Regions from separate parts of the Homo sapiens genome. Here region 2 is linked to region 1. The links are chromatin contacts, found by Hi-C or POLR2A ChIA-PET in ENCODE. All regions are on one chromosome and are shown on one strand. The core of a region is the stretch at or near the end of the contact, and the rest is flanking DNA. Distances in the headings are between cores, read along the strand shown.

Region 1 (3,905 bases), core at 671-3,170:
GTAAGATACACAAACCACCTCCACGACCTCCGACCTCCCCCCTCCCTCCGGCTGCTCTGAGGAGCACGTGCCTCTTCCTTCACCCTGGGCCGGGCTGGGGCGGGAGCAGCCCAGCTGCTCTCTGGATGTCACACCACTGTTAACTGTCAGTAACAAAAATAATAAGGTACATGCTACACACACATCCAGCTGGAAGCCTTGTTGGCCCCTAAGCCTTTGTTTCATGCTACAGTACTGAGGGGTATGTGTCCCCAATGCACAGCCACCCGCACACAACTCAATGAGCTTCCTGGGAAACACTATTCCCCCACCTCCACCTTAGGTGGCTGCCTCAGTTTTCCAACCACAGGAATCAGTCCCTCAGCTCCTGCCTCTAGTCTCCACCCCAAAAGTTCAGTCGTCTCTGTCTTGGAGGGCACTGTCGGCCCCCTCAGGTTGAAGTTCAACACTCCTCAATGAGCAGCTGTTCCGAGCTGTACAGCTTCTTCTTGATGACTCGGAAGCCAGTGCTCAGCGTCAGGGACTGGCTGAAGCCAGGGAGGAAGGGAGAGTTGGCGGAGCTAAACAGCCCCTGGATCTTGGGCCAGAGTCGTGAGTCCAGGCGCAGCACGAGGGTCAGCTGGAAGGTGGGCACCAGGCTGGGGTCGAGTGCCAGCTGGCCCACGCTGTGGCAGCTCTTGCCCTGCTCCACGCAGACGTCCAGCAGCGCCCCCCGCAGGCCGCACGGCTCGCTGTAGGCCAGGCGCAGTAGTTCTTTGCCCACCTGGCTTACCAACTGGCTAGGCATCAGCAGGCGCGCAGGGCGTCGAGAGCCCAGCCGCGCCTGGGCCAGGCTCTCCTGCAGCAGCTGCATCAGGTTGGCACACAAGTGTTCATCCTCAGGGTCACTGAGCAGCTCGAAGTCGGGCAACGACACCCCATCCAGGTAAGCCGTGTCTGGAAAGGAGAGCACACAGGAAGGGGTATTAGAGCGGCTTCAAAACGAAACGCACAGGCGGGGGAGGTGCTGTTTCCTTAAGAAACCAACGCTCCTTCCCACTCCGTGCCTCAGTTTCCGCCTCACTCACCTTATACTCCAATTCCCCCTGCCCCCAAGCAATCTGGGTCCCGATGGGATAGGAAGCCAAGGCGGCTCTGACCCCTTCCAGCACCGGGGCTTCCCCACCTTCCCGGCCCCTCGAGTCGCGTCGGCACCCGCCCACCGCTCACCTTCCTCCGGCCCGAAGCCACTGTTGCTGCTGTCCAGGGACTCGCAGTCCGAGCTCTCCAGGCTCGTGGAGCGGTCAAACCCCTCCTCCCGGGTCGCCGACCCCCAGGCTGAGCGCGGCGGCCGATCTGGGGTGGGAGTTCGGGGCAAGGACGAGGGCGAAGAGGAGGTGGACGACGACGAGAAGCGGTCCCAAAGGCTAGGCATGGTGAGGACAGACGCCAGGGCGTTTGCTGATGAACTCAGAGTGCCGGAGCGTAGAAGCCGCTGTAAGACAAGAGGGGGACCGACCAGGCGTCAGTCTGGGGACCAGACCAGACCAGACCGCGAGCTCTAGGACCCACACACAGAAGGGACACTCACCAGCTAGCGCGGTCAGCGAGAACTGCTAAGACAAGTGCGTCCTGCCGCTTGAATGGGTGTGCGAACCCGTGCCAACCACCGAGAGCCGCCCAGACCCGTCCCAGGTCCACGCTCGCACCTCCCCCTTGGCCTGCTGCGCCCTAGCACCAGCGCGGAGCAGCCTATAAGGACTAGCGCGGCGAGGCCACGCCTTCTCTGCGCCACGACCCAATCCAGACCCGGGAGTGTGGCCCGCCTTGGCCAATGGACTCCGGGCGCACGTAAGCAACGTTCTCTCCTGCCCGGTGACAGCGGCCGGGCCCCGCCTCCATTGAGCCCCAGAAAGCTCGCAGTCGAACCCCGACCCACCGCCACGCCCCCTTTCTGGAAAGGATCCGCGGCGGCTGCAGCTGCCAAGGTCCCCGAGGGCGCTCGCGGCAGGGGAGGATCAAGGAAAGACTTGTTTATTATAGGGTTGCATTGCTGGAGGAGGGGACAGCCCGTGACCAGGCTAGGAGGAGAGGCAGGGAAGCGTGAGGGGGCGGCGGGCAAGGAAAATGGTTGCCCCCAGCGTCTTGGATCCTAAAGCTTCGGGAACAACTGGGCACACACGGGGGGGATGCCCGTGGGACGGCGGCGCAGGAGCAGACGTTAGCCCGGCCTGCCCTCGCGCCCTTACCCCCTCTATCCCTGCTTTGCAAAGGCTCGGGATATGGGGGTGGGGTCCACAGACTGGGAAGCTCCGGGCACCATGCTGCCCCTTCCCCAAGGCCCCACCTGCCCATCCTGGCTGTTACTCTACAGCCCAGGACATAGGTTAATGGGGATCCCTGCCTCCTCCCAAACCCTATCTGCTTCCACTTCCAACTGCTCCCAAGGAGAGGGCTTGAGGAGAGTGGTTAGAGGAGTGTGGATGGGCCCGGGTTCATAGCGCCCAGTGCAGGGATGGAAGCGAGGATTCACAGCAGTCGGACTCACAGACCCATCCGCCCTCCCCGCGGACTGCAGGCAGCGCAGCCGGACCTCCCTGCCCGGGCGCCCCCCGGGTCCTAGCACCCAGCGCTCGCCTAGCGCTTTGTGTAAAAGATCCAGACGGTTGCATCAGGACCGAGGACCGAGATCTCTGGAAAAGCCAGGGAGTGCAATGGCCATCCCGTGTTTCATCATTCAGGCGGGGCCACAGGAAATCTGGCCTGGCAGCAGTGCTCAGAGGCTAACAGTGGTTGCTGAGGGTGGGTGGAGGTTGAGACGGACTCGACCTTTATTGCTCTAAAGGTTTATCAGTCTGGGACAGGAGGACCCTGATGGAAGAGGGAGCCAAACTTACATCAGATGCCCAGGGCCCCGGGGGCGGGCAAGGAACCTAACCAGATAGGCGGGCCTTGCCTCGGGTCAGGCTTGCTTTCGCGTGACAAATGACACTTGCAGGAGATGTCAGGCCACTGCCCTCCGCAACCCCCATCCCCACCCCAACTTAGAAAAAAGAAAAAGCTGACACTTGGGCCAAGACTTAGAACCTGAAAGAACCAGAATCCAAGCTCTGCACCCTACTCTCATTTGACAGGTGGGAGACCCACTTATGGAGACAAATTTATGGATTAAAAAAAGAAATCAGGGGATCCAGGAGACATCTTAAAGACAGCTGCAGAATGGAATAGTTTGTGAGCCACTGGGACTTTCAAGGCCTTCTCTTCCCATTCTTCAAGCTCTGTCGCTTGTTGGAGCCTTAAAGACACCAGATTGCTTAACAATGGGGATATAAAAATTAAAAATAATAAAAGACACTGGATCAAGGCGGCTAGTTGTTCTTGGAGGGCTGGAGTAGATGACATACTCTTGAAATCACTCTTACAGAGGTGACCTGCATGGGTGTGTCTTCCTGCTGGCCAGAGAGAAGATCTGAATTAATCCATCAGGAACATTCACATTTCCTCCAGGCTGATTTGGGCGGGACACCTAAACACCCTAAGGAAACAAGAGTTACGATGTTTTTTCTTCTTCTTCTTCTTTTTTTTTTTTTTTTTGAGATGGGGTCTCACTCTTTCACCCAGGCTGGAGTGCAGTGGTGCGATCTTGGCTCACTGCAAGCTCCGCCTCCCGGGTTCACACCATTCTCCTACCTCAGCCTCCCGAGAAGCTGGAACTGCAGGTGCCCACCACCACGTCCGGCTAATCTTTTGTATTTTTAATAGAGAGAGGGTTTCACCGTGTTAGCCAGGATGGTCTCGATCTCCTGACCTCGTGATCCGCCTGCCTCGGCCTCCCAAAGTGCTAGGATTACAGGCGTGAGCCACCGCGCCCGGCCTAATTTTTGTATTTTTAGTAGAGAGACGGTTTCACCATGTTGGCCAAGCTG
Region 2 (3,709 bases), core at 936-3,435, 290 kb after region 1:
AGACAGAGCCTTGCTCTGTCGCCCAGGCTGGAATGCAGTGGCGCAATCTCAGCTCACTGCAACCTCCACCTCCTAAGTTCAAGAGATTCTCCTGCCTCAGCCTCCTGAGTAGATGGGATTACAGGTGAGTGCCAGCATGCCCGGCTAATTTTTACATTTTTGTAGAGATGGGGTTTCACCATTTTGGTCAGGCTGGTCTCGAATTCCTGACCTCAAGTGATCCACCTGCCTCGGACTCCCAAAGTGCTGGGATTACAGGTGTGAGCCACCACACCCGGCCTGGCAAATCATTTTCATCTCATGAGTAAAAGCTAATAGGTTGGTAATTGGCAGCCTGGAGCACTTTGATGAGAAGAATCCTGAGATCAGGCTTGTTTTCTGTGGGAAAGAACATGGCAGTTGAGTAGTGATGTCTGCTGTGTGTATAGATAGGGTGTATTAGGCTGTTTTTGCACTGCTATAAAGAAATACCTGAGACTGGGTAATTTATAAAGAAAAGCAGTTTAATTGGCTCTTGGTTCTGCAGGATGTACAAGAAGCATGGTGCTGGCATCTGCTTGGCTTCTGGTGAAGCCTCAGGGAGCTTTCAATCATGGCGGAAAGCAAAGCAGGAGCAGGCACTTCAAATGGCAAAAGCAGGAATGAGAGATAGAGAATGGGGAGGTGCCACACACTTTTAAATGACCTGATCTGGCAAGAACTCACTATGAGGAAGACAGCACCAAGCCATGAGGGATCCACCCCCATGACTCAAACACCTCCCACCAGGCCCCACTTCCAGCATTGGGGATTACAATTCAACATGAGATTTGGGTGCGGACAAATATCCCAACTATATCACAGGGGAAGGGCTGGCACATGTGCCATGTACTTATTACCCCTACTTTAGGAGGAGGTGGCTAAGGAAGCCTAGGAATCTTCTGGGCCCTGGAGTCCTTTTTCTTCCCTCATCCCTCATGTGCCCTATTTTTTCCCATTTTGGTCATGCTCATTATTACAAAACGCTGTGCTCATTTGTGGGGTTTGGAGCTTTTGTCAGTTTTATCAATCATCAACCTTTTGACCAGAAATGTGTGCATGTACGTATACATGCAATGGGTGCATCATACGTGCACATGCTCGGGAGAAGCCCATGGAAGCTGTGAGGGGACCATGGGCTAGCCTTCAATGGCTACACAATGGCCACAGCTTCCCATTTTGTTCTGCACCTCTGGAAAGACGGCTCCATTACAGGATTTCTGAGATAACCGGGTAGAGAAAAACTCTCCATGCATAAGTCTAGGATCCCTAATTCTTGCTCTATCCTCCTTCCTGACCTTCTAAGGAGGCTTTCTGATCCTGGAGAATGATCAAGTAAGGGACAGGACAGAGAGGAGAATTTCTTCTGCTCCCTGTTTTCTTCCAACCCTACTTCTATTTCCTCTGTCTTTTTTTTTTTTTTTTTTTGAGACAGTCTCACTCTTGTTACCCAGGGTGGAGTGCAGTGGCACAATCTTGGCTCAACGCAACCTCCGCCTCCCGGGTTCAAGCCATTCTCCTGCCTCAGCCTCCCGAGTAGTTGGGATTACAGTTAGGCACCACCACGCCCAGCTAATTTTTTTGTATTTTTAGTACAGACAGGGTTTCACCATGCGGACCAGGCTGGTCTTGAACTCCTGACCTCAAGTGATCTGCCCGCCTCAGCCTCCCAAAGTGCTGGGATTACAGATGTGAGTCACTGCGTCGGTCTCCTCTGTTTCTATACAGTGGCAACAGAATTTGAATCCTCTGGAGCTTCCTCAAACTCCCACTTAATGGTCCCATTGACAGCAGGAAGGGGTTTTATTCCTGTGATGAAAGGAGGAACTCCAGCCTCTTTTCTTCTTATTCTTTTTTTTTTTCCTGCTCCCGCCCTGACTTCAACCTCTTGTGTTCTGTCCAACATCTCTGCACTAGATCTGTAGGAGAAGCAGCGGTTAGGGAGAGAGGGGCCACAGGGGTCTTGGGCAGCAGGAGGCTTGGTCCGCATGTGTCTGCTGCTATCCTCTGACTGATCTATGGCCACAGAGGAGCCCATCTACACTCGGTCTGCCAGTGGAAACAGAGGTCAATTGTCTAACTGCTCTGAGCGTTGGACAGATGGCCCTGAACTCGGACAGACTTGGAGTGGGTCCCAGCTCTCCCACTTACTCTCTGCTGACGTTGGGTGAGGAATTTAACTTCTCTGAGCTTAGGCTGGCCCCACAGGGTTGTTGTGAGCATCAAGGAAGCTGTGTGAGCTCCGAAAATTGGGAAGATTGCACACAGGCTGGGCATTATTGCTGGTCTGAACAAATGTCAGCCAGAGCCCGTCTATGCCAATGGCACTGTTGGTTGGTATTTCTTGGGTACATCTCTCCCCATGCTGGGCTGCAGGGGAGGGACACTGGCTGATCCACTTCGGGTTTATCTTATAGAACCAGCCCCAGGCGATCTCTGCCTGCTGCAACTATTCCTATCGGTCAAGGGCCCACCTTTCCAGCATTACTTACAGGGACACTCACCTAACATGTCAGGCCTCGGGCCTGGGCACACCTGGACATGGCCATGGCCAAACGGTTTCTCAGCTAAGAGGGCAAGTCAATTTCCACCCCGGGCCAAAGCTGACAGATGGGAAGGGGCTGCCTGGAGCGCCGTATTTGAAAATACGAGTGCTGCGATTGCTCTGTGACATCTATCATGGGTGGAGGATGGCACAGCTATTGTGAATCTGCTGCGGCTGTTTTAGAGGACTGGTTTTCAACTCTGACAGCATAAGAATCATCCAGAGAAGTTTACAAATCACTGAGGCCTGGGTGCCACCTCCAGATTCAGATTGCATTGGTGTGGCCTGGGCATCAAGATTACTTAAAGCTCCTTAGGTGATTCTAACCTAGAATCAGCAAAGATGGAGAGCCACTACTTTTAGAGCACCCAACTTCACTACCCTGGCGCTCTTACAGACAGCGGGAGCTGCTGCCTGCACACACACTAGCTATCAGCAAGGCCAGAGTGGCAGCGGCCTGCTGAATCTCTTGCTAACCAGGGAGGGATGCCAGGAGAACAGGTCTGTGTCCCTTGTTTTACCTACTTAGTAAAAAAAAACAACACTGATACACATACAATAACTTGGATGAATTTCCAGGGAACTGTGCTGAGTGAAAACAGCCAATCACAAAAGGTTACACACTGCATAATTCCATTTATAGAACATTCCTGAAATGACAAAACTGTAAGAATGGAGAACAGACTAGTATTGCCAAGGGTCAAGGAAGGGGTGGGGGCAGGAGGGAAGTGAGTGTAGTTATAAAAGGGCACCACAGGGGATTCTGTATGAAGTCAACATTCTGATTGTGACATTAGGCTAGGCTTTCACAGAATGTTACCATAGGGGGAAGTGGGTAACAGATTCATGAGACCTCTCTGTACAATTTATTAAAATTGCGTGTGAATCTACTGTTATGTCAAAATGAAACTGTGTAATGAAAAGGAAAAAAAAGAAAAGAAAACTAGCTCCCACAACAGGAGGCAGGGTTTCAAGAGATCTTTGCAAGTTGGAAGTAGAGGTGGGGCAGTAAGATTGAGCAGAAATGGCCTTTCTAGGGCAGAGGAGTGAACTAGTTGGGTTCAAACTGGACCTCAACTGGAGTTTGGCTTTTTGCAGAACCATGAGAAAGTGACCTTCCTGGGATCTATTCATGTGTAGTGATAA

The links. A loop is a pair of places that touch in the nucleus more often than their neighbours do. ChIA-PET counts read pairs that join two places held with the same protein, here RNA polymerase II (POLR2A). Pooled maps may share reads with other maps.
Region 2: a pooled map shows a loop between it and region 1 (3-fold over the local background). The contact joins the enhancer-like site here to the promoter of DDIT4-AS1 in region 1. A Hi-C loop is called at or near these places in 3 of 50 pooled maps. POLR2A ChIA-PET finds 5 or more read pairs at or near these places in 9 of 52 experiments (B cell, GM12878, H1 and 5 more).

Annotation. Positions count from the first base shown.
Region 1 is chr10:72,271,726-72,275,630 of GRCh38, reverse strand. It overlaps DDIT4-AS1 (DDIT4 antisense RNA 1), which reads left to right and starts at 1,920. Exons shown (of 2, transcript NR_186445.1): 1 at 1,920-2,781; 2 at 3,114-3,905. DDIT4 (DNA damage inducible transcript 4) reads right to left here and starts at 1,707. Exons shown (of 3, transcript NM_019058.4): 1 at 1,571-1,707; 2 at 1,210-1,474; 3 at 1-936. The coding sequence starts at 1,414. The coding sequence ends at 443. RefSeq lists enhancers at 1-64, 1,333-1,452, 2,163-2,686, 2,687-3,210.
Region 2 is chr10:71,985,452-71,989,160 of GRCh38, reverse strand. The region is part of intron 1 of CHST3 (carbohydrate sulfotransferase 3); the gene reads right to left. Among named protein-coding and RNA genes, the nearest start is that of CHST3, 23 kb to the right of the region's middle. Within about 2 kb of position 2,185, at least 21 of the 41 ENCODE cell types and tissues checked have a DNase peak (open chromatin) inside an H3K27ac peak, as active enhancers do; they include GM12878, where a contact is called at or near this core.